Regions from separate parts of the Mus musculus genome. Here region 2 is linked to region 1. A link is a loop called in an ENCODE intact Hi-C map of the cell type or tissue named here. Cell type or tissue: gastrocnemius. All regions are shown on one strand. Links, peaks and the distances in the headings refer to the core of each region. The heading gives the core; the rest is flanking DNA. Region 1 holds the start of Dph6 (diphthamine biosynthesis 6). Region 2 holds the start of Zfp770 (zinc finger protein 770).

Region 1 (15,997 bases), core at 3,838-11,837:
AGTGGTTTTATATAAGATAAAAACTGCTGTGCACATCCCCATCAAAATGCCAACACAAATCTTCAAAGACATGGAAAGAGCAATTCTCAAATTCATCTGTAAAGGCAAAAAACCCAGAATAGTGAAAACAATTCTTAACAATAAAAGAACAGCTGGGGAAATCACCATCCCTGACCTCAAGCTTTACTACAGAGCAATAGTGATTAAAAACTTCATGGTTTGGTACAGAGACAGACATGTTGATCAATGGAATAGAATAAAGACCCAGAAATAAAACCACACACTTACTGTCACTTGATCTTTGACAAAGATGCCAAAAATATACAATGAAAAAAAGAAACCATCTTCAGTAAATGGTGTTGGTCTAACTGGCTGTCTGTGTGTAGAATGAAAATGTACCCATATTTGTCACCTTGTACAAAGCTGAAGTCTAAGTGGATCAAGGACCTCAACATAAAACCAGATACACTGAATTTAAAACAAGAACTTGTGGAGCCCACCTCTAATAGGAAGACAGGAAATTTGTGGGGTTGCCATCCCATAGTCACACCTCTGACCCATAATTGTTTCTGTCTGAAAGAATTACAGGGATGGAAATGGAGAGGAGCCTGGGGAGAAGAAGGTCCAATGACAGGCCCAAAGTGGGATCCAGCTCAAGGGGAGGTCCCAGGGCCTGACACTAGGACTGAGACTATGGAATGCTGACAAAAAGGGATCTATCATGACTGCTCTCCAAGGGACCCAACAAGCATCTGAAAGAGGCAGATGCAGTTATTTGCACCCAACCAATGGACAGAAGCAGCTGACCCTTGTTGTTGAGTTGGGGAAGGCTGAAAGAGGCTGAGGAGAAGGGTGATTCTGTAGGAGAACCAGCAGTCTTGGTTAATCTGGACCCCTGAGATCTTTCAAACACTGGACCACCAAAGAGACAGCATACACCAGCAGATAATGAGGCCCCCAACACACATACAGTAGAGGACTTCCAGGTCTATATTCATCCAAAGATGAAGCTCCTAACCCTCAAGAGACTGGAGGCCCCAGGGAGTTTAGAGGTCAGGAGAGGTGGAGGATGGGGGCATCCACATGGAGATGGAGTGCGTGGGGAGGAGGTTTGGGATGTGCAGCAGTTAGAGGTGGATGGAGATGGGCGGGGAATGGAATATGGTGTGTAAAAAATGAATTACAAGCCAGGCATGGTGGTGCACGCCTTTAATCCCAGGACTTGGGAGGCAGAGGCAGGTGGATTTCTGAGTTTGAGGCCATCCTGGTCTACAAAGTGAGTTCCAGGACAGCCATGGCTACACAGAGAAACCCTGTCTCGAAAAACCAAAAAAAAAAAAAAAAAAAAAACCAACCAATTAAAAAAAAATGAATTACAAATTAAATTAAATTTTTAAAAAGTGCTGTGCACATAATTAATTATCCAGAATGATATTCCAAACACTTATTTCATATATTCCTTAAATGAAAGTCCTTAATTTAAAAAAAAAAATCTAGGGGCTACAGAGATGTCTCAGTAGTTAAGATGTTCTTCCAGAGGACCAGTCCTCAATCCCAAGCACTCACATGGCAGTTTAGACCCATCTGTAACTCCAGTTCCAGGGTATCCAATACCTTCTTATAGCTTCCACAAGCAAGCAAATGGTATGCATATTCATGCATAAGTAAAACAGCTTTAAATCTGTTCTAACTACATGAAACCTAACTATTGGCTACCAACGCCCATCAAAGGATGATATTCAGATCTAAAAATCCAAATTCAAACTGTATAATAGACTGTGACAGACTTGATTCTAAATTCTATACAATGAAAATCCAAATGGTGACATATATCAATAGTCAAGCCTCAATATACTTAGTGTTTCAGCCATTGCTGTGCAGACAACTGCACTATAGGATTCCTTACAAGAAAGAGAATGCAAAGGGCAAAGGAGTGTATTAATGCAATCCCATCAAGACTCCAACTCAATTCTTCATAGAGTTAGAAAGAACAATTTTCAATTCATTTGGAATAACTAAAAACCCAGGATAGTGAAAACTATTCTCAACAATAAAAAAACTTCTTGGGGAATCATAATCCCTGACCTCAAGCTGTACTACAGAGCAATAGTGATAAAAACTGTATGGTATTGGTACAGAGACAGACGGGTAGATCAACAGAATAGAACTGAAGACGCAGAAATGAACCCACACACCTATGGTCACTTGATCATTGACAAAGAAGCTAAAACCATCCAGTGGGAGGGTGGGAGGGAAAGACAGCATTTTCAATGAATGGTGCTGGTTCAACTGGAGGTCAGCATGTAGAAGAATGCAAATTGATCTGTTCTTATCGTCTTATACAAAGCTCAAGTCAAAGTGGATCAAGGACCTCCACATAAAACCAGATACACTGAAACTAAAGAAGAGAAAGTGGGGTTAAGCCTTGAACACACACAGGGGAAAAGTTCCTGAACAGAATACCAATGGCTTATGCTCTGAAAACAATAGACAAATAGGACCTCATAAAATTGCAATGTTCTTGTAAGACAAAGTACACTGTCAATAAGACAAAACAGCAACCAATAGATTGGGGAAAGATCATTACCAATAGAGGGCTAATATCCAATATGTACAAAGAACTCAAGAAATTAAACTCCAGAAAACCAAATAACCCTATTAAAAATGGGTTACAGAGCTAAACAAAGAATTCTCTCCTGAGAAATACCAAATGGCTGAGAAGCACCTAAAGAAATGTTCAACATCCTTAGTTATCAGGGAAATGCAAATCAAAATAACCCTGAAATTCCACCTCACATCAGTCAGAATGGCTTAGATCAAAAACTCAGATGATAGCAGATGCTGGCAAGGATGTGGAGAAAGAGGAACACTCTTCCATTGCTGGTAGGATTGCAAGCTGGTACAACCACTCTGGAAATCAGTCTGGCAGTGCCTCACAAAATTTGACATAATGCTATCTGAGGACCCAGCTATACCACTCCTGGGCATATACCCAGAAGATGCTCCAACATATAACAAGGACACATGCTGCACTATGTTCATGGCAGATTTATTTACAATAGCTAGAAGGTGGAAAAGAACTGAGATGTCCTTCAAAAGAGGAATGGGCCGGGGTGGTGGTGCACGCCTTTAATCCCAGCACTCAGGAGGCAGAGGCAGGCGGATTTCTGAGTTTGAGGCCAGCCTGGTCTATAAAGTGAGTTCCAGGACAGCCAGGGCTACACAGAGAAACCCTGTCTCAAAAAAAAAAAAAAAAAGAGGGGATGGATACGGAAAATGTGGTACATTTACACAATGGAGTACTACTCAGCTATTAAAAACCATCACTTCATGAAATTCTTAGGCAAATGGATGGAACTAGAAAAATATTATCCTGAGTGAGGTAACTCAGTCACAAAAAAAAAAAAAAAAAAAAAAAAAATACATGGTATTCACTTACTGATAAGTGGATATTAGCCCAAAAGCTTCAACTACCCAAGATACAATCACAGACCACATCAAGCTCAAGAAGAAGGAAGAGAAAAGTGTAGATGCTTGTTCAGTCCTTCATAGAAGGGGGAAAAAGTACTCACCGGAGCAAATACAGAGACAAAATGTGGAGCAAAGACTGAAGGAAAGGCCATTCAGACTGCCTCACCTTGGGATCCATCCCATATACAGTCTCCAAACCCAGACACTATTGTGGATGCCAAGAAGTGCTTACTGACAGGAGACTGATATAGCTGTCTCCTGAGAGGTTCTGCCAGAACCTGACAAATACAGAGGTTGATGCTCGCAGCCAACCACTGGACTGAGCACTGGGTCCCCAATGGTGGGGTTAGGGAAAGGACTGAAGGAGCTGAAAGGGTTTGCAAACCCATAGGAAGTACAACAACATCAATCAACCAGACAACCCCCAACCCCCAAAACTCCCAGGGAGTAAACCACCAACCAAAAAGTACACATGGAGAGACCCATGGCTCCAGTTGCAAATGTAGCAAAGGATGGCCTTGTTGGGCATCAATGGGAGGAGTAGCCCTTAGTCCTGTGAAGGCTTGATGTTCCAGTGTAGGAGATTGTCAGGGTGGGGAGGCGGGAGTAGGTGGGTGGGTGGGTGGGTGGGGGAGTGCCCTCAGAGAAGCAGGGGAAGGTGGAATGGGATTACATTTGAAATGTAAATAAAGAAAATATCCAATAAAAGAAAAAAAGAAAGAAAGCTCTGTTAAAATAGTTTTACAAGATCAGGTGTACTGGCTAGTTTTGTGTCAACTTGACACAGCTGGAGTTATCACAGAGAAAGGAGCTTCAGTTGAGGAAATGCCTCCATGAGATCCAGCTGTAAGGCATTTTCTCAATTAGTGATTAAAGGGGGAAAGGCCCCTTGTGTGTGGGACCATCTCTGGGCTGATAGTCTTGGGTTCTATAAGAGAGCAGGCTGAGCAAGCCAGGGGAAGCAAGCCAGTAAAGAACATCCGTCAATGGCCTCTGCATCAGCTCCTGCTTTCTGGCCTGCTTGAGTTCCAGTCCTGACTTCCTTGGTGATGAACAGCAGTATGGAAATGTAAGCTGAATAAACCCTTTCCTCCCCAACTTGTTTCTTGGTCATGACGTTTGTGCAGGAATAGAAACCCTGACTAAGACAGTCAGGTAAATAAATAAATAAATAAATAAATAAATCCCAGGCCTCATCTTTTCAGATATGCGCCAAAGTAGGTCTTCATAACTTTCTCTATTGGATCCTATTACTATGTTCCCCCCAAAACAAATAAACAAATGCTCTAGAAATACGTTAGAGATTCAAGGGTGAACATCCATAATCACCTCCTAACTTTATGGTTTAAAATATGTCAACTCTTTAAATATCCTTTCAAAGTATTTCTCAAGCTGTGTTCTACAGAACACAGAGTACTCAAAGAACAAAAAGCATTCAGGAACAAAGAATTTTTTACTGTTAATTATTATGATGATGTTATTCATTTCCTTTGCATCCTGATGCCACCTCTCCTCGCTCCTCTCCTATGAGTACCTCCCTCTCATGTAGCTCCATCCACCATACCACCCCTTCTTTGCAGAAAAGGGGAGGCCTCCTAAGGACCAACCAGCCTTGGCATATCAAGTTGCAATAAGATTAGGTGCTTCTTCTTGAGACTAGACAATGCAGCCCAGATCGGGCAGAAGATTCCAAAGGCAGACAATGCAATCACAATATATTTGGGTTTCTATGCTTCAGAATAAATTTAAAATAGCCTGCCTAGATAATCTACAAGCTTCCATTCAACAGGACATCTTTTTTTTTTTTTTTTTTTTTGAGTTTTTTTTAGTCTTTGACTTAGTGATATAAAAGAATGTGTTTCATTTTGTCCTGGAAATACATTCATACCCTATCAACTGTTGTACACACAAATTCAAATACATGCATGTGGGTACACAATGCACACAGATTTATCAAACTGAAGCTTAAATATATGGCCATGTTATACACAATCATACACAGTACATGTATATTTATTTTGTGCATTCTTATTTCCTAATATACAGCTTTTAATTGTATAATTTCTCAAACAGCACCTCTAAATTCCTATCCACTGAGTGTTTTGAGGAACACACTCCACTGAGACTTTCTTCTCTCCAGTTTCACATGTTTTACTACCCTGCTGAGCTTCGGTAAACTAAGTTCCATGGCTGCCTTCCTGGCTCACATTTAATTTTTATCTCTCTTCACCAAATAATCGTGATGGTTAAAGTTTTATTCCCTTTATGTGTAAAATTTATTAAATTATGGTGGGTTTTCATTTCCTTAAAATGGCACAGAATCAACAGATCTGGCATTTTCCTGCCACTAGAGAAACTGGCTTACCTAGACTGTCACCCACTGTCAACTAGCATCAGTTACCTAGGGCATTAACAACAAATGTGTACGTGTGCTTCACTAGGCTAACAAAAAGAGACTGTAGCAATAAAGTGGAATTCACACTTTTTTGAGGTCTAAATCTCAAGAAACAATACACTTAAGGGTCTTAAACTAATATTGCTATGCCCCTTATCACTGCCAGGCACTGAAACAGATCAAGGATAGCTCTGCTTATCAGCTATAGTATCTGGGCTTTTAAGTAAGTTACTAGATTTCAAACTACTTTTGGAATATGACTTGGGTTGCCCAGGGTCAGTAAGGCAAATTTGTATCCAACGCACTCCAGAGCATCTAGAAAAACCTAGCTTATTTTCAACTCAACCAGGAGGAAATACATCTGTCAGTAGCTTGAGTTCCAACGGAGGTGTCTGACAACATAGGAGCAAAGCAATCTCAAACCATCTAGGGGATCCTACAGCTCTCCCGGCAAGCCAGAGATGTGAGAAGAGAGTGAGGTTGCAATCCTCCTTCCTGGAAAGGATCAAGACTGAGGAGAATTATAGAGGACAAAAACTGCTAACAAGTAAGTGAAGTTAACAGCGGCTCTCAAAGTTCAGAGCAAATAAAAGTCCAACAGGCGTGGTGACCATGCGCCCACGGAGGAGGAGGAGGACCCAGGAATTAGTGCTGTTTAGCTTTGCCAAGCTGCCAGAGAGGAGGCGCGTGGGGCCAGGGAGCCCGAGCAGATCGCCCCGCCTCTTCCGGTGGCCGTGGCGCCGGCCGGCCCACGCGGCGCCCCAAGAAGTGGCTCCGGATGTTTCTACAGTGGCCGCGTCAGGATATAGCCTTGCCCAAGAGTAAAGCGATGGCCCCAGTCCTCATTACCTGATCAGGGCCGCGACCCTCATTCTGGGCGCAGTGTGCGTGCGTACGTGCGTGCGTGCGGTAACCACAGACGCCAGGCCCGGGATCCCGCGGCGACTGGACCTACACGCGCGGTCCTCGACCTGGTGTCTGCTGCGCTGCCTGCCCTCGACCATGCCTACTGCCCCTTCAGCACCTTGCTGAACACCCGGGTGTAGAGGCTAGGTAGTCTCAGCATCTGTTCCCTGATACATGGATATATGGCTCAGAATTTACAAAAAGAAAAAAGTTTAGGCACAGCCTAACCACCTAAGTAAGGGCAGTGAAGCTGCCAAGGGAAGGGCATGGTCCTTGGTAAACCGCTTGAGGGTGCTGGGATTGTCTGGGTAGTAAATTCAAAGTCACAAGTTCTAAGATTTGAAACACTACCTTGGAAAGGGGATTTAGTCTCTCTCCTCTCTTCGTCAACTACAAGAAAGAAATCTTTTCGCCCTTCCTACCCCCCCTCCAAAAAAAAAAACCCACTAACCCCTGATCACTTTTAACTTCGAGGTTTGCATCTCTGCCCATTGAACCAGTGAGGCTACATGACCTCCGCCTCCTATACTGTGTTTTTGCATTTTCCCAATACAGAAACTGAAAAACTTGCACTCCAGAAAGCAAAACGAAAATCTAATTTAAAATACGTTTGCCAGTACTTAGTTATTTGAATGTACTAAGCACTCTTTGGAGCTCCTGGGATCAACTGGTGTACGATATAGACCACCATGCCTACCTACATCCATGAACAAGGAGTTTGTGTAGAGGTGTAGGAAGAAGAGAATTTAAAAAGAGAATTGTATGTTAAAGTGAAAAATACTGTACCAAAAGAGAGAGAAAGAGAGAGACAGAAAAAAAATGCAGAAATAGAGGGTACACGTGGCATTATTGGTGAGTTAAACTAACTTAAACATATACATCTTTGAATATTATTCATATGTAAAGAATGTATATATATATATATATATATATATATATATATATATTTTTTTTTTTTTTTTTTTTTGAGACAGGTTTTCTATGTGTAGCCCTGGCTGTCCTGGAACTCACTCTGTAGACCAGGCTGGCCTAGAACTCAGAAATCCACTTGCCTCTGCCTCCTGAGTGCTGGGATTAAAGGTGTGCGCCACCACTGCCTATGTATATACACATTATATACATGTAATACATATATATATATATATATATATATATATATATATGTGTGTGTGTGTGTGTGTATATGTGTGTGTGTGTGTATATATATATATATATATATATATATATGTATATATATACATATATATATCTCCAGTGAATGCCCAAACTCCCAAAATCCGTCTTCCCAATGTATCCATGTTGAATAAATCTCCCTTTCTGATTTCTACTTTCACCTGGCTTTTTTTTTTCCAGCCTGCTGGTTCTGGCCATATTTATTTCATACATGTGGGATACACTGTCACTGCCTTTAGACACAGCCTTAGACAGCATTGGATGCCCACTACAGATGGTTGTGAGCCACCATGTGGTTGCTGGGAATTGAACTCAGGACCTCTGGAAGAGCAGTCAGTGCTCTTTACCGCTAAGCCATCTCTCCAGCCCTTCACCTGGCTTTTAAAATTGTATTTTAATTAAAGACTGCTGGCAGGACATGAATTGGGCACAGGTTTTGAACTGAAGGTTTGATGACAAAAGAACAGGTAACTGGAGAAGAGTAACCAGAATGCATGATGGAAGATGAAGTCTGGGTGGTGGAGAGAGAAGATCATCCAAGGTGGTGTAGGCCATCTCAGACTTTATAGCACAGGTATGGTTGAAGGTTTTATAAGGACAACAGGTTCTTATAACACTGCAATGTTGAAAACATCTATTAGGGAAGAAATCTATTTTAATGTTCCAGGAGAGATGATGTGATGTGATCTAAAAACAAGATGATGGATTTGGCAAAACATGAAAAGAATTAGTATTTTTAAAACAGTCAATATAGTTGAATAGACAGATATGGGTTACTAAAGAAAGCCATGAGAAATGAGAACAATATCATGAACTAAAGGTAGGATGTGTGAGACACCTCACATTGTGTGGGATACACATTAGCAATCCGTCTTGCCATACTACAAGTGCTTTCAATGGCTCCAAATAGTTGGTATGCGTCATCATGGCATTGATAATTTGCTATGAGTATCAGTATTATAATCGTGTGTGCAAAAAATAATCTGTGATTATAATTATTTACCAAATCAATTAAGTATTTGAGATGTTGGTGTCTGGTTAGAGATAAAGCATTCAAATTATACATTATGAATCATATGCTTTTCAGCCTATGAAATTTTGAAAGTAACAATTTATGTAATACATATGACAAGATCATTGGGAGTTGAGTCCATTGAACTGATGGGTAGTTAGAGTAGTATAGGACTTGAAAGATAAGGACAGGAGAAACAGATACATCTTCAAACAAAGATATGAGAGGTTAGCCTTACTGGTGGAGAGGTTATGTTGGTCAGAGAGGAAGACAAATTGGACAGTCAGGGTGATGCCCAGTTATCTAGAATCAGGAAATGCCACTCGAAGTAATAGCAATGACAGGAAAGTTAGTCTAGCTGTTTATCATCAATTTTAGAAAGCTGTGTAGATTATCAGTAATTAACATGTGGACTATTTTGATAAAATAAGCATCAAGTGCCTCAAAGACTCATTTTTTTAAAAATTTTCTACCATTTAAAATTGTTTTTCCTTGCCACATTTCAAGAGAGGGTGAGAAAAGAACTTGCTCTCCCTACAGCTGCATATTAAGAATTACATTTTGTTTCTCTGTGTTTAGCCTCATGCTAAGATAATCTCATCAAAGATACTTATTATAATGTGTATATACTGGGGCTTATCTATAAGTGAGGGGATAACATGCTCAGGCCCGTTACCAAGGTCAGCCAGTTTTCAGAGGTTTCCTGCTCCCCCTGCCACCTTTATGTTATCCTTTGTATTGTGCATTTTACCCCTAGGAAAAAAATTCTCAAAACTTTCAATTGAAGTCCTTTCAACTAACAGAATTTCCTAAATGACCTCATATAACAGTGCCAAATGTATTGTCTCCTTTTTTACAAACCTTTACCCTAAGCCAAAGTAATCCGTTAAAAGAACTGCAAAGTGAGCTTCCAGTGGCCTAGTTCTAATATCTCATTTGTACTCACTCTGTCTGAGGACAGTGCAAGAAAAGTCTGCTCTGGTGGGGCATTGGTAGTGGATCTAAAAGCACCGCAATCAGAGTCTAAGACAGTTGCCAAGAATGGTGGAGATCTAGCTGCTCCATGATGTCTGTAATTCCTTCTATCTATCTAAGACTGACCTGTGAAATGGAGGTTACCTGGAGAAGTGGCAGCATTTGTTATTGTACTTCATTCCAGTCCTCACCTGTCTACATGGTATATCTGTTTCTATCTACACCACATTCCCCATAACATCAGCAATTACTTAATCGTATCATTCTATGGTTTACCTGCCATTCCTAATGGGTTTTAGCCACTGCCCAGTAGATTATTTTAAATCTTGGTGTGCTGTATGTGTCATTTCACAGGTACAATTGGAAAAGGGCACCAAGTGGATCATCTGGGTTCTACGTGTGCGTGACTTTATCCCTAGTGAATTGAGAATCCTTACTCCTCCTCGTAACTCCAGCTTGAAGGTCCTTGCATGCAGAGTACTTAAAGTGACTCTGAATTCTGAAAGTCAGTGAATCCTTGCTCTGCCCTCTTTGCAGACTAAGACCTAGAAATATCTTGATAAAACTTTTGAAAGGTATAGAATAGGTTTCCTTAGTAGGTCCTTGGCTAATGTGCCTTTCAGCCTTTTGTTCTCAGATCCATGTTTTTCTCCTAAAGTATGTCATACATAGAGATCTGATTTATCACTTATGCCTATATCCTGAGGCATGACCACCCCACGCACCCTTCCAGATTCTCATCTGAGCTACTGATTTACATATGACTTTGGCTAGCTTCATTTAAATAAACACAATATTGTACCACTTAGATACTTTGCACCTGACCCAATTCTGTACTTCCTTTTCTGTGAAATGAGGGATTTTTTTGTGAATACTCAGCTCAAGGGGATTCCATGCCTACGATGGAATTCTGCCAATGATACCATGTAGAGTGGTGCAGACAGGGCAACACCAAGGTTTAGGGTATTTATTGTGCCTGGGCAAAGGTTCGGAGAAGCTTGAAAGTAGGGCCTGAATGAACCCTGATGAATCATTTAAGGATTGTCATCTGGTGACTTTCACCAGTGGTTTTAATAACTGATGTTGTTGGAAATAGCTCTGAGTTCATCTCCTCCCTGCCTGCCACAAAGAATCAGAATGACTCCAAACCACATGAGAATGAGCAGGAAATTTAGACTCTCACAATTGTGCTCTGCTCTAGCGAGAAACATACAGAGAAGAGTTTATTCAAACCAAGAATAGTATTTGAAGGAGGGCCAGCCTAAATTTGTGAATGTCTAACTCAAAAACAACATTTTCAAGGAAATGCTTTAGTTTACTTCCAAACACATGTACTAATGTTGATCAAACTAACATACTAATAGTGGATCCTGGCAAAGTGTTTCTTAAAACTCTCATAAGTTAATAGGGAAAACTTATTTTTAACTACTATCCATTTGTGGAGACATAATTTGCTCAGATTTTAAGAACACTTGATTTAGTAAAAACCCTATATACATAGTTTTCTACACAGATGCCATAGAGATAACTTCAACCCAGTAAATGTCAACAAGTTAAAAGGTTTCTTTTCACTATAGTGATTTTTATTTTGTAATTCAATGAATTGTTTTCCCCAAGATCCACCTTTCAAGCACATTGTGTGCTCATGTTCTATAGTTTAAAACTGTTACATACAAATGAATACTGCTTAGCTCATAGGGCCAACAAAGCAGGTGAACAGAAAACTTGTCTCAAAAAACCTCAGTCCTTTGCCAGTTTACTTAAGGAAACTCTCCACAGCCAAACACTGTTGCCGGTAATAAAAGCTTGCAAGCTGTCACTGAATTCTGCTTCCTTGGCAGTATATCTCACTGATGTACTGATTGATAAAGACTTAGATAATCACATCAAGAAACACTACAGGTAGTTACTACATAGCAGCCTGGAAAAGAGCTAAGTGTGTCTTCCCTAAAATATTAGACAGGAAGTCGTCAGAATGATGCTTCATACTTATTTCTACAAAGACATTAATGGCTTAAGGATCTTTGCTGTCTAAGCCACACTTATTTAAATATTTATAAATTTGGAGCCATCAGAATATGAGAATACTTGTACCCATCGGATTAATACCTTTACCAGAGGGCCTTGCATTGCTTTGGCTACACCATACTTTCTCAATCTTGATTTAAAATTGAATAACAGTGTATGAGGGTTCTCTAGAAGAATGAAACCAGCAGAATGGATATATATATATATATGTATATATATATCCATTTTAATATATATATTAAAAGGGGGAGTTATTAGATTGGTAGACATGAATGACACAATCTGAGTAGGCCAAAAGTGGCTGTCTTCACAGGGGAGATCATAAGAGCCTATAGCTCCAAGGCCCACTAAGCTCGATACCACACATATCCCATCCTGATGCTGAAGACCTAGAGAATTCCTAGAGAACTACTGGTCATTGGTGCATATTGAGGAGCCAAAGAAGCAGCCGAGTTCTGATGGCAGTGACGGGTGGAGACAGCAACAGCACAGACAACAACAGAGTACAGGAACCCCCCAGTGAAAAGTAAAAGCGAGTAGGAAAGAGTTAAACACTTTCCGCTTGGACCACATTACATCTGGGCTGCCACTGGAAGGTACCACCCACTTTTCATAGAGGCCCTCTCACGCCAATTAACCAAAGCAAGGACATTTTTCATAGTTGCATCCAGAGACTTGTCTCCTGGTTGATTCTAGATCTATTCCTGTTGACAATGAAGATTAGCCATGACAGAGGGGATCCACCCTTGTATGAGATAACAGAGACAATGGACCCTTCTTACTTTATACAGTTTGTACTATACTCAACCCTGTATCTCCTGGAATCAGTGCTGAAGAGCCATGGGGAGATTATATTACAGCCCAAAGCCGAGAATAAGCTAGAATAACCTGGCATGTCTTTAGGAGAAAGCTGCTTCTTAAGGATGTTATCCCATAAAAGTTTTAGACATGTCCATTATGCCATACATGCAATCCCCAATGAAAAAAAACACAGGAACATTAAAAATAATGTAACACTTCCTACAGACCAGAACTCCAGTAACAGATTTCAAAGCTATCAAAGTGGTTGGCATAACTGACAGGGAACTCAAAAGAAAGATTTTTTTTTTTCAAACAACTCCACAAGATCCAAAGGAAATAAATAATTAAATGAAATTGGGATATGGATTAAAAGTTCAGCAAAGATGTCTTGCAAAGAACGAATCATAATTCTTGGAATTGAAAGTCTTAGTACATCAGATGAGATGACACATTTGAAAGCCTCACCATTATACTGGATCAACCGCAATAAAAAAAGGTATGGACCATATCTTTTGATATTATGTTCCAGTGTGAAGAAAAGAGGAACAGTATAACAATATCATATAAATACTTAAAAGATCATTAAATAATCAAACTCCTACATCACTGGCATGTATGAAGGCAGAGAAATTATGATTAAAGACATGTTCTTAAACATGGGAAAGAAATAGATGCCCATAACTTTATAATTTCTGATAGACATAAGCAGAAAATATTAAGCCATCTATGGTCAAACTCTTGAAATGAGAACATACTAAGTTAATGTCAAGGGAAAGTTCATTAGATTAATACATTTGTTAGAAAAAATTCTACAAGCTTAAGATAGCATGGAATCATTAAAATGTCAAATTTCAAATCATTAAAAAAATAAATCTGAAACCAATTGTTAGTGTTCCTAGCAAGGTTATGATTGGGAATTGAAGGATATGCACACACACGGGGGGGGGGGGGCAGAGAAAGAGGGATGGAGGGAGGGACAGTGGGGGAGGGGAGGAAAAGAAAGAATCTTAAAAAATACAAGAAAAAAAGAAAAAGAAGGGAAATCCATGACCACCATATTACTCCTATGAGAGATACTTAAGGAAATCCTTTACCTAGACGTTGAAGAAAGTTAATTACCACCAGAAAGACATATGAAAATAAAAATACCACTAGAAGAATAGACATATTGAGGTTGAATAGGGTGTGAGCTTTTTCATATCCATAACTAATATTTACAGGTATAAAATGACAAATAGGGAAATTTCTCCAAAACTTCACTCGAGAATAAAGTTTTGCCTTATTGTGTTAATACCCAATACTGCTGACGTCCAACTTCAACATGGGAAGGGTCCTGAGTAAGGCAGGAATGGGAGTGGTGCTGACTCAGTCATGATGCAAACTGTCAGTTCAAGTGCTTTCTTTACTGGGGGATTCTCATCATTCCTTCTTCTCCTTTCTTCCTTCTCCCTTCTCATTCTTTTGCTTTCTCCCTTCTTGTGTTCTTGCCTTACTCCCCTCTCATTCTTTTTCCTTCCCATGTTATTTATTCCCAGATCACATATACGCCTTTCTCTTGTAAAATAAACCCATCTATCATTTGATTGTACTTTATAGATTCCTTCCTTTCCTAGTCATGCCTTTTCTTCTTGAGACTATTTTAGTTCTCTATCCCTGATGTCCCCAAGTCCACCTTAGCTAATTAATGCAGCAGTCATTGGACAGGAGCGTACATGTATCTCCTAGTATCTTCAAATCAAGACCAAGTCTCACAATGAACAATTTCTACAAAGAACCATTAGGGCCTCTGTGGTTATGTTTTCTAGCTTCTTTCCCATAGTCCTAAAGGCCAAGTGGAAGGACTGCTCATTGTCCTCCACAGCATCATGACCACCTCCATTCCTCATTCCCAAGAACTGCATCTGTTTAGTCTGGCATGGTTAGCTCTGAGAAATGGGAGAACTGTATTCCCCAGAAAGAAAGATTGAAAGTAACATAGAAGAGACAGCAGATCAGCTTTCAGGCCAGCAGCAGTCATTGGCACATGTGGGGATCACCTGGATCAACAGCCTGGCAATGCTTCACGGGCAGGAACTGTGTCATGCCTCCCATTACGCAGCCATGCCAGACCTGACATATTGCCAGTCTAGCCCACTTACCCATGGCTCATAGCTTCTAGATTGTGTTCCTGAATTTTTTGAGTTAAAGAAGGGGGAATTTTACATAGCACTCATTAAGTGATTACTGGAGGGAGCAACCTGGTTCCATTGTTTAAGGAAGGTATATGCATGCATTGCTTAAAGTAATAGTAAACGATTTTGTTTTGTTTTTAATCTTAGAAGAGATACTTTTATTTTTCTTTTCTTTATTCTTTTCTTCTTCTTCTTCTTCTTCTTCTTCTTCTTCTTCTTCTTCTTCTTCTTCTTCTTCTTCTTCTTCTTCTTCTTCTATTTTTTTTTTGTTTGTTTTTTTGGTTTTTTCAAGACAGGGTTTCTCTGTGTAGCCCTGGCTGTCCTGGAACTCACTTTGTAGACCAGGCTGGCCTCAAACTCAGAAATTCACCTGCCTCTGCCTCCCAAGTGCTGGGATTAAAGACGTGTGCCACCATGCCTGGCTTTACTTTTATTTTTCTTGTTTAGCATGTTGCAATATGTTTGGATTTGTGAAGTTTATTAACATTTTTCTATCTCTGTTGAGGTGATGATACAATCCTTATCCTTCATTCTATTTGTGTGATGTATTGTGTTTGTAATTTGGCATATGTTGAACTATTCTTGCATGACTGAAACTAAACCTACTTGATCACTGTATGTAATCAAGTTGAATGATCATTAGTGAATGATTGAATTTATTTTCTAATATTCAGTTTTGGATAGAATGTTTTATGAATTTCTCTAAGGTCCACTTGAGGTATAGTTCTTGATTTCATTTTGTTTTATTTTATTTTAATGTATTTTATTTTATTGGTCTTGATATATGCTTAGTCTATCCATTGGTAAAAATAAAATATAGAATTCAACTAATTTTATTATATAAGAGCTCATCTCTCACTTTGGCCTCAAGAATGTTTATTTTATTAAATGAAAGTGTATTCTGTGTGTGTTTAGATTTATAATTTTATGTGTTTTGATGAGTTGTACTGATCTTGTCTTACTTTATTTCCAACTCCGTTTGTAAGAAAATATAGATATTCTTACACTCCTTTAGATTCTATTTGTTTAGAATATAATTTTCTATCATTTCCCTTTCAGTTTGTG
Region 2 (15,997 bases), core at 3,368-11,367, 450 kb before region 1:
TCCTGTATAGGGACTTTTGCTAACTGAAGGAACAACGAAGGTCAAAAAAAAAAAATACTGTAACATTAGTGTCTTTCACAGAAGAGTGAAGTCTGAAACTACATAGCTATTGCCATTTGATTGAATTTAGCAGAAGAGATTTAATTCTTATGGCCAAAGAGTTGTTAAAGCAAAGTCTTGCCCCTGGCCACTGCTGTCTGCTGTCAACCACTAATAAGCAAACAGGTGCACTGCATTTAACTAAAAAGATACAACTGCTGACATAATGGCCCTTGGAAAACACCATGCAAATGTAAACATTAGTGGATGGTAAATACACATGGGTACAACCCAGCTTCTTGCTACTTTTAAATTCCTCAGGGAAAATAGTAACCTAGATTGGGATTTGGGGGGGGGGGGTAAAACTTTTGTCTTAGAAGGTAAAATTACCAGTCTCAAAAAAGGGGTGGGGGGGGGGAGAAACCACTATAGAAAAGTAAAATGCTTTAATTTCCCCAACCTATTTCCATATCTATTACTCTTAATTTGTAAGAAAACTGTTTTGCAATAAAATGTACGCTTCCATGTAGAAGTAAATAGGGCAGGATGGTTAGTTGCAGCTGAATGGCAATTCTGGCCTCCTTCTGGGAGATACGCATAAAACCAAAGACACACAAGGTCTTGAGTAATTCAACACATGAGGCCAAATTGGACATGATGGATTCCTAGCTTTTAATACAACCAGAGTTATATGCTGACAACCTTAGAGTCCTATGGATGGCATCAGACCATGCTATTCCTTCTCAAGTCATTTAACTGTGTCTAAAACACCCATTTTATTTATCTTACTCCTGATTATGCATGGCAAGCAATTGCCTATGAAGTCACCAAATGTAGGCCTTTGGCAAAAATGCCTTATGGGGTATTATATCACATTAGTGGTTTTCCGTTACACAGTTGAGTCTAGAACCACTTTCTCTTGAGGTCGCTCCTTAAAGTGAGTGAGCTGATGTCTCTTCCAATGAGGTGCTTGTCTAAATGTTTTACCACAGACTGAGCACTCAAATGGCTTCTGCCCTGCATGAATTAAATAGTGTCTTTCTAGTTTGGACGGAGATCGGAAATGTTTACAACAAACACTGCACTGGTAAAGGAGCCCGTCACTTCTTTCAGGACGGCCTAAGTAACTGTAACAATGATGGCTCTGCTCTGACTCCACCAGTGCGTTGGCGAGGTAAGACTGCCTGCTCCTACAGTGGGAACCAAGAAGAAAATCCTCTGGTTCTACCTTGACTTCAATTTCTGATACCTGACTGGACTCTGAACTTTCACAGCTTTGGGAACCAAGCCCCTCGCACTGTTGGGAGGCATTATAGCTAACATCATCACTTGGATGGATGAAAAGTTGGTTCACATTTCCAAAGTCCACTCGCCAAAAAGAACTGTAAGGAATCTTTTCAATATGAGTTAGTTTATGCCTTTTTAAGTGAGCTGACTGTCTGAAAGATTTTCCACAAACATTACAGTCGAAAGGTCTCTGTCCAGTATGAATTAAATAGTGCCTTTGTAGCTTAGAAATAGAAGGAAACACTTTGTCACATTTATCACAGGGACACATCTTATGTCCAGTATGTATATTTTCACTTGAATCTGAAAAACCACACTGAAGCATGTCACAGTTTAAGTATTCCTCACCTGACGAACCATAGATTGACAAGTCTTTATTATTGACGGAACCATCCATAGATAATATGCTTCCCGTTGTAAGGATGCCTTGCAAACTCTTACCCGTATTTTGGCTCTGGAATTGCTTTTGCCAAGAAAATGGCAAAGCCAGAGTTTTCTTCTTCTTTTTGCTAACTGTCTTGTATGAACCATGTCTGCTAAGAGAACCCACAAATGTTCTCTGAGTTTGTTCTATGTTCGGCTTACCAGAAGAGCGTTCACAATTTTTCAGGTAGTTGCTTTTAAATGTTCTCTTCTTCTCTGACTGAAGATCATCTGATTTTTTACCCCCAGCACGTTTAAGTTTAGCCAAGAGCTTTTTAACAATGGTCTTATAGTTACAGCTTCTTTTGAGTCTGCTTGGAACTCTGCCACCTCTGGCAGGAAGACACTTGTGTCCATTGAGAATCTGCTCTGACTCAAAACATTCTTCACACTCCGAACACTGAAAAGGGACAATGTAAATTGAGTGGACATCAAGAGGATTATTCTCCTCAGATTCACCCATATCACCACTTTCAAAAGCATCCTGCTTTGCGTTTAATTTATTAGGTAGGGGACATGACTCAGGACTTTTTACTTTTAAAGGAAGATTCTGAAGAGTCTTATTCCTAGTGTGGATTTGCTTATGCTTCAGAAGTTTGCTTTGAATCTTAAATCCTTTTTGACAAAAACAACATTGAAAAGGTCTTTCTTCTGAATGTGTGAGTTGGTGGATTTTTAAGTGGGTTGACTGTCGGAAAGATTTACTGCACAGGACACATTTAAAAGGCCTCTGCCCGGTGTGAATAAGTGAGTGCCTATCAAGTTTTGATTGTGACGGAAACATTTTGCCACAGATCGTACACGCGTGGATATTCTTTCTTCTCTTCGTGGTGCTGTATGTGGCATCAGACTTAGAGCATGGGTGTAGTGCCCATCTCTCATCTGCAGTAAAAGTATTACACATTCCATATACCGGCTTCTCTTGCTTGGTCTCAAGCAGTCTTCTGACTTTAACATCATTATGGTAGGATTCATTGTGAAGCTGTTGATGCTTCACAAATGTCTTCAAATTTTTAAAGTGGCGTTGGCAAATATTACAACTGAAAGGCAGATTGTGAGTTAACTGATGCCTCTCCAGATGAACGAGTTGTCTAAAGTTTTTATGGCACACATCACATTCAAATGGCTTTTGACCGGTATGAATGAGATAATGCCTAGCTAATTTTGATGGTGTTTCAAAGTGCTTGAAGCAGATATTGCAAATATATGGCCTGTTCCTAGGTAGTTTGTTGGCTACACATTGCTGAATCTTCAGCATTTTAAAGTTGTTTTCAGCCATCACATTCCTCAGTGGCATATCCTGATGAGTTCCATGGCATTCTTAAGTTCCACAGAGTTCTAAAAATTAAACAAACAAAACCAACGAAGTATTAATTTTAAGATTTGTATAAAAGCAAGTAATTTCCTTAGGCTAAAGATTAAAAATATGGGAGAATTTGTACTTTTCTTGTGTTTTCAAGTACTGTAACAACCATCTTAGATGAATTCTTTATAATCATAGAACTAATTTTAGACAGATTTAAGTCTTAAAAATATTTAAAATTCTACAAGTTTTTAAAGTACTTTTTTAACTTGATAAGCTATACTGAAAAATGACCAAACCTTATTTTTTAACATTCAATAACCCTTTCAGTTCCAACTTTCTTCATTATTAGATATGCCAATAAGTTGCTTTGTCATTATAAAAAAAAAAAACACCCTGTTATTGTGGTGCACCTCTAAAGCTACCCATCATACATTAAACACAGGAAAGACCGTGAGTTTGAGGTCAATATGGGCTATTCAGCAATTTCAGGCCAGGCTCAGCTAGTGAGACTCCTGCCCTAACAGTAAATAAATATTTGTAAATTGATTATAAAAAAGGTAAAAATATAAAATATTAAGAACAAGACATTATCATTGAATTATAGCAATACTACAGACATGCTCTGATCATAAACCATTTCATTTAATTATATTTAGATGGTTGACACAACATTAAAACTATTCTCAATGGGCTGGATGGCACATGCCTTTGAACTCGGCAGATGGCAGGCAGAAGCAAGTAGATCTCTGTGAGTTCAAGTCTATACTGCTTTACAGAATTCCAATACAGCCACAGCTATAAAATGAGATCCAGTCTCCAAAAACAAACAAACAAACAAACAAACAAAAAACAAAAAAATAAAAACCCACAAAGCGCTCTCCTTCTTTCTCCTCAAATATTTAAGATCAACAAGGAGAATATTCCCAGAAGACCTGAGTTTTAATCCTAGATTTTTTTTTTTCCTGTATAGTTCGTGTGTCAGGAAGAAAGGAGAATTTGAGATTCTTTAAACTGGGAGCAATGCTGTGCAAATGAATGGCAATAACGTATGTGCACATGTCAGGAAATCCTGAAGCAACACAGAAATAGGAGATGCCAAATTTTATGTTGTGACTCTTATTTCTGTAATAATATTTTAGGTTCCTTAGACAGACACACAAAATGTAGTTCTTTTCTCCCTTCTGCTTTGTTGAAGACTTCCTGACAAAAACAAGTACAAAAGAACGAGGCTGACATCCTGCACACTCACATGTGTATTTATGAACAAAGAACAGACTGTTGAATGTGGTTCCTTTGTCAGGCAATATTCAAAATAGGTCATTCTGGTCTAAGATGTACTCAGTACACATATCTTTGAGACAAACTAAAACTTAACAAACATTTCACAATTCTCATGTATCATCACCCAGAAAAGACAAGGTTCTTCTCCATTACTATTCTATTAGCCTTAAATATGCCAGCAATTAAAATAAAAACTAAACTAACTGAAGCTACACCTCTTCTTTCATTATAGTATACAGAATGTCTAGCTATACAAGAAACTAAGAATTCTTTTGTCTACCAACTTGGCAAACAGTCAACCTATATGGTTATTATCTCTCCTAGGCGACACTTTAAACACAAAACCAAATACACTCATTGTGCAATCTGAATAAGGAACAAATAAAATTTGAGAGACTATTTTGTACTAGTTGCTTTTAACAGTGTTTTCCGATGTACAGGTCCATACTCATTATTAGCTGTAAAGTCAACTCAATGGATCACAGGCAGGCCAATTGGCTTAATAGGTAAAGTAGCAGAATATATACCACATAGTAAGTGCCCACAGGCAAGAGCTCTAAGGAACACAATAGAGTCCTGTTTTCTTCCCATTGGTTCAACTATTTTAAAATATGCATGCAAAATTATCTTATTAGTAGTCAAAAGAAAAAATTCATTTAAATAACGAAATAAAACAATTAGACCATAAAACACTCTACTAATTTATAAAATATATCATATAACCCAGCAACAAACACCTGTTGGGGTTATGGGTATTTCTATTTCTCTCAGCTTTGAAAAACAAAACAAAGCAACAAAAACCAAACAACAACAACAAAAACCTAAAAACGAACAACATGCAAACTTGTTGGCAAAGAGTTAAGGGTTAGGAGGATTAAAATTATCATAAACCCAGCAGACTGCAAAGAATTCAGAAATATATTTAATTCCTGTCAGGCAATTCATTGAATTCCTGCTGAGCCACAACTGTCAAGATGGTCGTCAATCAGTACAATGAGCCAAGCTTAAATAATCAAACCTTCCTTCACTTGCTGCAACAGTGTTCTCTTAAACAGAAAGACACCAAGTGAGTGTTAATGGATATAGTGCACAAGAGGAAAATGTCTAACAAAGGGCTTTCCCTTTTTCCTATGGGCTGTGCCAGGAGAGGGCTGGTGAAGGGCTAAAGGGAGGAAAAAAACCTCTGTACTGCACTGACTCCATACTAAGTATGGAATGGGAAGGCAGCTTCTCCCCAGGAAGTTGGTGGGCAAAACCTTGTAACTGCCTAAGGTCAAACTATAGGGTTTGAGTGTGGGGAACTCAAGAACTTCTCCAATCTTTTTGTATACTTCTCCTTCCACTTACTGATTCTACAGACTACCACCCTCTCTCAAAAAAACAAAAAGTCTCGCACTAAAACAACACAAGGCAACTATATGATTATAAACAACAGGCACTGGCTACCTCTAGCTCCTGTACTCAAAAGGGTCTGCGGTCAAGTAGCTATCACTAGTATTAGGATTGGATACGCACTTACTGCGAACCCTACCTTGTCAGAATCATTTGTGGCAAGTGGTGATCTCACTTCCTATTTATAAGTAAAAGGTCAGGGATTTCCACACTCCAAGCACAATCCCCCCTGTGGACTTAGAGGTTTAAATCCCATTCACCTGATCTTTTTTCCCCCATTGGCTTTTTAAACTTTTTAAAAAATACACAAAAGCTAATTTTCACGTTAAAGTGAAACATGACAAACCAATGGATGTGCCTCAATGACTATCCAGACATTATAACATGATAGGAGCTCACACAACGTTAAGCCAAGTAACTATAAAAACTGACATCGATAAAATCCAATGTTGTTTCAAGGTTGAAAGTAGCACTGTCTTTGCAAATACCTCTTTAAAAGAAAATCACAAAATACAAAATAAATTACAAGAAAGAAATAAAACACCGTAGAGAAACTTAAGAGTTCCAACTGGAGAATTATCTATGGTAACATTTACAACAGTCTTCGCCTCTTTCTTTCTTTTTTTTTTTTTTTTCTTTTTCTCTCCATGGCCCACTCTCTTGGCCTTGAACCATCCATGCATCACCTTTCCCTAGACGGAAGCTATGTGTTTGGCCTCATCTGCTGTGCAAGTAAGGAGTCTGCAGGGGTCAAGCCGAGTTCAGGGACTGTGATATCCCATGCCTAGAAAAGAAGGGCAAGGGTGAAAGCTCCACTGACTGCAGCCAGAAGATGGGGTGCAGGGGAAGAGCTGAGTGAAAGATGGGAAATAAGTGATTCGACCCCAGGAGATGGGGCGCGGGGCTCAGCTCTTTTGAGTTTACCGCTCTGACGAAGCACATGCAAGGAGCCGAGGTCGTGGCACCCTGTTCGGATCCCCAGGAACCTCGGCGGGACTTGGGCAGGCCTGACCCTCCCCGGGATTCGTTCCATCTCGCACGCAGGCTTCTGGGGTCCTCCACACTCACCCGGAGCTGGCAAACGCCGGGCAGGGACGCATCTCAGAGCCTGGGTTTCGCCAAGACGGCAGGCAAGCTCACGTCCGCAGGGTCAGCGCGGCGACTGGCTGAGTGCGCAAGCGCGGCGTTCAGGCGCGCTCTGAATGTGGTCCGTCCGGAAACATCCTCTCACGATCTTTGGGCCCTTGCTTGCTTTTTATCCACCCAGTGCTGCAATTTCCAAGGAGAGAAAAAGGAAGACTCTAAATGGATGCATGCACTTTCTGCCCTACTGTTACCGACCCTTCATTGTGGAAGTCCCAGAAAGGACTGTAAAACGCCAGCTCTTATTGGAATCCATGATTAGAGTTCAAAGCCCATTCATAATTTTTTGTAAGCTCAGGGCTGTTGGTAAAACTCTCAGTATTAGGTACATTCTAGATCACGACTGTTCTCAGCATTTCATATTTCTGTAAATACGACCAAGAGGTGAAGGCATACAGAATCAGCTTCTCTCAGGGGCCCTATCCATTGTCCTGCCAGGGGCTGGTCTTGCTGATTTCACTAGTTCTATGTATTTTGGACATTTACAATATAGAAAACTCTTTGCCCAGCATTTTGGGTCTTCTTTGATGATTTATGTAAGATGTCTTTGGACAACATGCATGTAAAATACTCGACATTATACCAAATACAAAAGCTTTGTGAAATGATAGAACCCTTATTAGGGTCCAGGAATAGCCACACAAACGACTCAGACACCAATCTCAGTAAGGAATGGATGATTTATTGAATGCACACTCCAAATACAAATCTGTGATGGGAGCAAGCATCAGAACCAGTTTTTCTATGGAATAGGTGCATTTGCAGCATTTACAACATTTGCAACATATAGGCTATCTAGACAAAGCAGAGCTGACTGACCTTTAAGCTGATAGACTAGGTCTAGAGGCCAACAACTGAACAGGGGAAATTCTGTTCTTGATAAAGGAAATCAAGGCATTAATGATGCAGGACTCAAAGTTTATCATTAGAAAATATAAGCATCGGGGGCTGGGGGGGGGTGCTCAACCAAGGCTGTGATGAGTGAAGTTAACCCAGGGGACCAATTCAAAAGGGATTCATACCAGCTCTGTTTTCTTTCTTTCTCTGTTGTTCCCTATCAAGGATGTTACTTCTAATTTTTACCAGAGTGTCCCTGATTACCCCAGAGTGATTAACTTATAAACAACCTTGCTCTCCAAGGGCCATACATAAGCCCCCTTCTTTTAAGAACAATAAATTTAGAGCCCTTTGACTCTGTAGGACTACTTCAGCTAAGGAGTCTTCTTGAATTTGTAGGAAGAAGGTGGCTGAGTGAAGCTGGGCTAAGTCTTTATCAACTTGTACTCTCAGGTATTTTTACAATGCTGGCATCCCGGGACTAGAGCTGTCCTATCATGTGCAGGAGAGCCTGCTATCCCCAGTCTTACTAGTGTGGGTATCAGAATAGGGGCACTACCTAGTTGTTGCAGGAGACCTTTGTGACTGCATCCTGCAGTATCTTCATAATAGGAAATCTGGGGTAGAATATGTAGCATTATGCACAATTCAGGTTTTTGCTCAATGGCAAAATGGCTAACAGAGAGAAAGGAGTAAGTCCTGGAGTACAGGCAACCCAAAACCCTCTGGGTGAAGCCAGGAGATTGTTCTCTTTTAGCCTGATGCTATTAAAGACCTTTATCAAATGCACACACATCAGGATCATGACATACTTGAGATTAAGATCAAGTAGGTAGGGATATCTTTTTGACCTAAAATAAATTCCAGTTCCCCTTATATACCCTAAGGTGAGGGGAGTATCTCAGGGGCATGATATGCTATTGTTGAGGGAAACCAGCTTGATGGTCTGGCATCTGTTGTTGCTATGCCTATACAGTAGGGAGCTTAGGGTTTTGGGCAGACCCAACAGTCCTCTCTCATATCGGGCTGGGGACTGTTTAGGAACTTAAAGGTAGCCAAAACAGTGTCTATGAACAGGAATCTGAGTGTTGAATGGAGTCCTAGGTATCCTACAGAAGGGGTCTTGGAAGTAAAATTTGTGGTCCCTGATACAGGGGGTACAGAGGAAAACTGGCTGGGAAGGGGAGCCTCAGGGATTTTCACCAAAGGTCCTATGGATTTAAAAAGAGATGCTTTGCCTTACCTTTGAATGGTGAACATGGTTCCTAGATCTTGGCGTGTCAGGTATGTTCTAAGTCCCCAGTAGGCATAAGGGGGAAGCAAGTCTCGTCTCTTCAAGGTGATGGTGACCAGGTTGCAAGTGCAGGCTATCTTACAACTAAGATTTCTTTCAAATTTTGTGTCTAAGTACTCATCAGCTCTATAGGGCTCTTAGCCCTTAGCCCAAGTAACACAAGACCAGAAGAGACAATAGATCTCTTTTTCATCCAAACAGTAGGGTACCTCAGCTCCCTTAGTGGGACAGGCATAATACGATCTTCCTCAGTTTTCCCTCCTCAATGTTTCTAGGTTGGCACTATTGAAGAATGGCACCAGTTCTTCTTCCCAGTCCCATGTGCCCACAAATAAAACTCAGACTCAAAATATATTTACAAACACCTTGGCCATATAGCTAGGCTCTTCCCTAACTAGAATATCCCATTTATTCTCGCCTACATTTTGCCACATGGCTGGTTACCTGTGCTCAGGTACCATGTGTCTGACTTGTCACCTCTTCCCAGTGAATCTCCCTGCCTCTTTCTGTCCCAGAATTCTTTCTCCTCCCATGTCCCACCTTCTATTTCCTGCCTAAGCCATAGGCTATAGGCTTCTTAATTGACAGGTGGTGCACCCATGTAATATACAAGATGTTCTCTTTATAGACACCCAGTGGCGAGCCTAGACCCTGGCATCCCAGGGCCTGGCTATAAATGGCAGATGTCTATTTTACACCAGGGAGATTCATGGTGAGAGTGGTGGTCACAATCAGCAATATTTTGCCTGTTTTAGTGACTGAATGTCTCCATGTCCTTGGGCTATAGTTTCCTGGTTTTATAGGCCTTATGTTTTGATATAACATCAGATTTAACAAGCAAGAAAAGAGGATCAAGGTGAGCCATCAGCAATTAGTCTTTATTGGGTCCTCAGCGTGTGGCCTGATGATCCATCGATGCTCTGGGTTCCAGTGTTTTCAGGGATTGAACTTCAAGTAGGAATGGTGGATCCAAGTTCAGAGCTCACCAAGCTGTATAGCCATGGGTGTGGTCAGGATCATGATGTAAGGCCCTTCCCAGTGAGGTGTTAAAGCTTCCTTCTGATGTCTTTTGATAAGACCAGGTCACCAGGTTGGAATCAATGGGGGTTGACCTGTGGCAGTTTCTGCAAATGTTGAACATAAGTGTGGAGACCAATTTGGACTTTCTGAAGTGCCTTAATTGATTTAAAAATAGCATGATTAGAGATCTCTGTTAGTGGGTCTGCTCTAGTATTTAGAAGGATTGGAGAAGTTCTTTCAAACATTATCTCATCAACAGTCACTCCCCTTAAGTAGGGGGTGTTCCTGACTCATGGGGGGTGGGTGAAGGGAAGGAAGGACACCCAGATACCACCAGTTTCTAGGGGTAATTTGGTTAGATCTCCTTTAAGGTCTGATTCATTCTTTCTACCTGTCCTGAGCTCTGGAGATTGTATGCACAATGTATCACTAGCTTCTTGAGTTCCTGCCTTGATTTCCTGGAAATTAAAATTGTAATTCCAATAATCTTTTCCCCCTTAAGTTGCTGTTCATCGAGATGTGTGTCACAACAACAAAAATGAAAATAGAACAAGAAGGGTTTGACATCCTTTTTTTTTTCAGTTCTCTGAAAGAGGATTTATTGTACACGAGTTACACTTGGCCACAAGAGAGAATAAAACTAGTCCAGTGTGCCAAAGGTCCAGGGCAGAGGGCCAGCGGGACTGTTTTGGTTGTAAGAAAGGCAGTCATTTTCCCAGGTGATCGTGGTGAGGTGATGTTCCAGGTCTACTGAGACTTATTACCGACAGCAGCATACAGTCCAACAACTTGTTCCAGTGTCCCAGCCTTCAGCATCCCTCACTTCTGCTCCTGCAGACTTCGTGGGTGCACAGGCTGGTTTACTTGGACCTCTGCCTCATCTTTCTTCTCTTGTGCTTCAGCCTGTGCATTCTCTTCTTCCACCACTTCGCTCTCATAGCACAGGAGTCTCAAGAAAGATGGGGCTAAGACTGAGACAGCACTTGACATCTTAATAGGTGGTCTTACTAAGAAGTTATGTAATTTTTTTTTAGTAAAACCTAATCGAAATAAGAGTAATCAAGGGCAAATGGAACTAATGCCATAAAATAACAGACTAAAGCACATTGTTCATAGGCAAATAGGTAGAAAATACACCAAGCATAGAAGACTGTGGTCCATTTAGCTAGTAACTTAAAAAATAATGCTTTACAGTTGCAAATCTCTCTCTGTAACCATAGGGCAACCTTGGTGTTGGCAAGAGGTCACAGGACTTGGTAGTTCAATGGGCAGGCAGGAATGCTGCTGCTTTCATACACCAGAGCCAAAGGAACCTAGGGTGGTCTATGGGCTAAGCTCAGAGATCGGGAAATGGGAGATGGTGTGGAAGCCCTGGGAACAGGCTGCATGAACCGCTACACGGCTACCTAGAAGGTCTGCCTGAGAGAGGATCTTGGGAAAGTGGAGGAGAAAATATTGCTTGTAGGGTTGTTTTATTAAAAAAATTGAAAAACTCTTCTATGCTAATAATTTTGTGTTTGTCATTATTTACGTATGGCCTGAAAAATTCCAAATGCAGTAGTAGAAGTTCAAGTTTTAATGCTTGTTGAAGTTCCAGGCCTCTTAGAGAAGTTACCTCTGCTTTTTCATCTTCCTTCTTCTATTTTTACCTCTTTCCTGTGGAGCAACCAACAAATTATCTCCTTGCCTCTTTCATGTACATAGGCTGCTAAAATCTGAATTCCTCAAATAGGAGCCTCTATTCTTAAGTGATTATCAAAGAAAATTTCCAACAAGCACAGCTCGCTTTGCTTTTAAGAGGGATTTTGCGAATAAAAGCTCTCCTCTCAATCATATACTTCCTTAGGAAAAATTGCAAACTCTTATATATTTTGTCATGTAATTTTTGAGGACCTTTGGAGTCGGGAGATGAGATGAAGAATGATGGAGGAGAGAAGAAAGTTAGTTAAAATCAGAAAACACAGAATAGTAGGGTTGTGATTTACCCAGGACTACTGGGCCACTTTTAACTCACAGCTAGCTGCAGTCTTCTAGTATATTGTGGGATATTTCTAAAACTCAATTCTTGACAACATCTTTGGATCTCAGGGTCTAGATAAGCAATTGCATCATTCCATCCAAACCACTTAGCGTTTCATGTGTTGATTAACATTCAGTTGTGCTGAGGATCCAGAGTTATACAGAAAGAAGGCACATTTAGTAATTTGAGTTTTCTTTTGTGTATATGTATCTATGTATGCATGTTTGTGTGTAGCTGCTTGTGTGTGCAGGGGTGCATGTGAGGGTCTGACATAGTATTGCTCTCCACCTTATGTATTGAGGTTGGATCTCTTGTTAAACCCAGAGCTCACTGTTTCAGCTGGGTCAGCTAGACATCTTGCTCTTGGGATCCCTTGTGTCTACCCCTGCTCTAGTTATTTCCCATCGTGGCCTCCATGTCCCGAGATTATCACACATTACTTTTATATGTGGTCCTATCTGAACTCTGACCAGTCTTTACATTGTGTAGCTAGGTCTTTATCTATATATAATTCCAAAATGTAGGTTTTGGCTATACTTATTAAACTTTTGATCAGGACTAATGCCTCAACTTTCATTGAATGGATCTCTGAGAATTACAATTTCCATGTATAGGCGTACCAAAAAGGGAAGGAGGAACTATGGTGCTTGTTGAAATTTTGCTCATGAGACCAGGAGAGTTCATCACAATGAATCTCCTATTTCTGGATCTTCATGTTTGAATTATAGTGACCCTTTTTTCTCTTTTTCTTTTCCTTTCTTCCTTCCTTCCTTCCTTCCTTCCTTCCTTCCTTCCTTCCTTCCTTCCTTTCTTTTTGTTTTTTTTTTTTTTTTTTTGAGACAGGGTTTCTCTGTATAGCCCTGGCTGTCCAGGAACTCACTCTGTAGACTAGGCTGGCCTCGAACTCAGAAATCCACCTGCCTCTGCCTCCCGAGTGCTGGGATTAAAGGCATGCGCCACCAGGCCCGGCTGACCAATTATTTTCTAACAGATATAAATGTACCAAAAAAAAAAAAATTGTCTCTGTAAGAATCAGAACAGATAGGGACATTTCTCCTCAGACCCTAGCTGTTGAGATTCCTTCTGCACTCAGCCCAACAGTTACCTAGCAACAGCCAGGTAGGCCTGGCTTGCTATAAAAGTGACTGCTTGGCCTTTCTGATTCTCTCTGACTCTGAAGCTTTTCTCTTTCTGACCCTCTTCCCGCCCTCACCACTGTTCCTGGCGGCCTTTTCTCTTCTTTCTATAACCCTCTCTTTCTCTGCCTCTACTCTCTGCTCAACTCTCCTTCCCATACCCCCAAATAAACTCTATACTATACACTTTTTATTTGCCTTATACCTCAGGGAAACAGATGCCTCAGCATGGGTCCTCTGCAGCACCCCTTCCCACTGCACCAGATCCCGCTCTATAAAACACATCCTTGACTTTATGAACACACCATTTGGTTTCATGCATAGGAAAAGAAGTTGAGAAGGGAACAGAGACAGAGAAAAAGAGGAGAGGGGAGGGAGAGACAGAGGGAGGGAGGGAGGGTGAAGGGGGTCAGAGAGAGAAAATAGTCCAAGAGCGAGAGAGAGAGAGAGAGAGAGAGAGAGAGAGAGAGAGAGAGAGAGAGAGAGAGAGAGAGAGTCAGAGAGGACAAAGGTCCCTTTTATAGCAAGCCAGGCCTACCTGGCTGTTGGGCGGAGCATAGAAGAAATGCCAACACTAACTACTAGTGAAGTTTTTGGATTTGCTATTTATTAACTTGTTGTTTTTCAATTAACACATAAAATTGTACATATTTATGAGGTACCCTGTGGTGTTCCATTGTTAAATGTCCAAATCAAGCTTATCATGCTAGTCACCTCAAACAGTTGCCCTTTTTTTGTGTGTGTTGGAGACAGCATTCAGAAACTTTCCAGTTGTTTTGAACTATATAGTCCACTATGGAAAGACATCAACTATAACTTAATTTCTCCTACCTATCTCTGAGACCAACAGTTCCTTAACCATCTCTGCCTCTACGTTTCTGAGCTGCTGATAGCCAGCATTTAGTGCTTAACTTTCATAAACCAACTTTGAAAGCCCCTCCTATGAGTGCGATCAGGCAGTATTATCTATTTGTTCTGCCCCTTTCACTAAATATATGGCCCCAAGATCCCACTAACTTATTGCACATCTTTTATACCACATAACTTCACCAGCTCATGGGTATATTTGGTTATATTTGGCTGCATTTTTTAAGCTAGTGGAAATATTGATTTGGTTTCTTTTTTTTCAGACATTTGCTATTGCCATGTGTCAATAGCACATGGGGTTTTGCTGCTGTGAAGAGACACCATGACTAAGACAACTCATATAAGGACAACATTCTATGTGGGGTTGGCTTACAGGATCAGAGGTTCAGTTCGGTATCATGCAGGAGCATGGTGCTAGAAGACTGACTCACACATAGTTAGCAGGAGGGTCTACCCTCACTGGTTCATGATATTTATCATAAATTGCTAAGCTTTTATCAAATATTTTCTGCATCCGTTATGATAAGCATATACTTAAAACGTATTCTGTTGATATCTTATATTGCATCTCAATTTGCACAACAAACCATCCTTAGGTCCTTAGGATGAATCCTACTTACCATGGTAAATATTTTTGTTGATGTGCTTTTGAATTCCTTTGCTAGTAGTTTTTGAATATTTTTTGACATCCATAAAGAATGGTTATCAAGTAGGTTGTTGTGTGTGTATGTATATATCTTTTTTTTTTTTTTGGTTTGAGTATTACTGTAATTGTAGCTATATAAACTGAGTTTGAAAAAATTACTTACTCTTCAAATTTTGGAATAATTAGATCATTTCTGTTAGTTCTTCTTTAAAGATTCAGATTCATCAGTAAACCCACTTGTTATTGATAGGTTCTTTTATGAGTTATTTTATGATATAAATTCAATGCCATTGCTCATTGATTTGTTTAGGTTTCCTGTTTCTTCATGATTCAGCATGAGTAAGGTGGTGGTCTTAGTTTGTTTTTTATTGCTTCTATAGACCTGACATATACATCCAGAAAATTTAGCATACTGCTTTGAGTATAAAGAATTCAATTAATCTCAAGGAAAGCATCTGCAGCTTAGAGATAAATACATTCTTAATTTCTGTACACTAGAAATAGTTGTTGTCCACATTCCAACTGCTACCTCTCTAATTTTAGGTGGAATGTGGAAATTCTCTTCTCTTTATTACCTAAATATGTCTATATAATATTTCTTATGGCATGTAGTATTCACTGGTAGTTCTAATAAATCCAAGGTCAGAGTCTAACCAGGAAGGGATATTATTGCACTTAGAGAAAGAGGCTTTAAATAATTCAGTAATGAGTAGAATTGTTCAGGTCATAATCTTAGGCTGGGTTCACAGAAATTCTTAAATGGAACGGTGTGTCTTCAAAAGAGCAAGCAAGAAAAACAAAACAAAATCCACCATTCTTATTTGGGGTTTAACTGCTGTGAAGAGACACCCTGATCAACCTGATCAAAGTAACTTTTTTTTTTTTTTGGATAGCATTACTTTATTCTCAAACAGAATAATAAAATATAATATTTTATTTAATTAAACACTAATGGATATACAAGGACATATATTCTGCTACATTTTTTAATGTAGAAAATATGAATTACTTTCTGCATGATTAATAGAGTGGAACATATACATATAGTTGCTATGTAGTGCCACTTAATTCAGAGCCCTAGAATTTTGTTTTCTGTTATTGTGAGTACTTCATTTTTTTCAATTACAAATATCTTTATTTTCTTTTATTTCCCCACATTTTTATTAGATATTTTCTTCATTTACATTTCAAATGCTATCCCAAAAATCCCCTATACCCTCCCCTCAATTCTACTCATTACTGAATTATTTAAAGCCTCTTTCTCTAAGTGCAATAATATCCCTTCATGGTTAGACTCTGACCCCCT

The links. Hi-C counts contacts between places; a loop is a spot of excess contacts. Peaks named below come from ENCODE experiments on the same cell type or tissue, not always from the same donor. Only the 100,000 strongest peaks of a DNase experiment are listed, where the experiment ranks them.
Region 2: a loop joins it to region 1, with 2.9 times the contacts of the local background. A loop is called at or near these places in 3 of 42 quality-filtered maps.

What each region holds. Positions count from the first base shown.
Region 1 is chr2:114,648,116-114,664,112 of GRCm38, forward strand. It overlaps Dph6 (diphthamine biosynthesis 6), which reads right to left and starts at 6,849. Exons shown (of 9, transcript NM_025675.5): 1 at 6,716-6,849. The coding sequence starts at 6,738. In gastrocnemius, for the core only: a CTCF peak has its summit at 7,084; DNase peaks (open chromatin) are centred at 6,609 and 6,764; H3K4me3 peaks cover 1,697 bases; H3K27ac peaks cover 1,854 bases.
Region 2 is chr2:114,194,541-114,210,537 of GRCm38, forward strand. Zfp770 (zinc finger protein 770) reads right to left here and starts at 6,892. Exons shown (of 2, transcript NM_175466.4): 1 at 6,797-6,892; 2 at 1-3,087. The coding sequence starts at 3,046. The coding sequence ends at 929. In gastrocnemius, for the core only: a CTCF peak has its summit at 6,965; a DNase peak (open chromatin) is centred at 6,869; H3K4me3 peaks cover 2,246 bases; H3K27ac peaks cover 1,957 bases.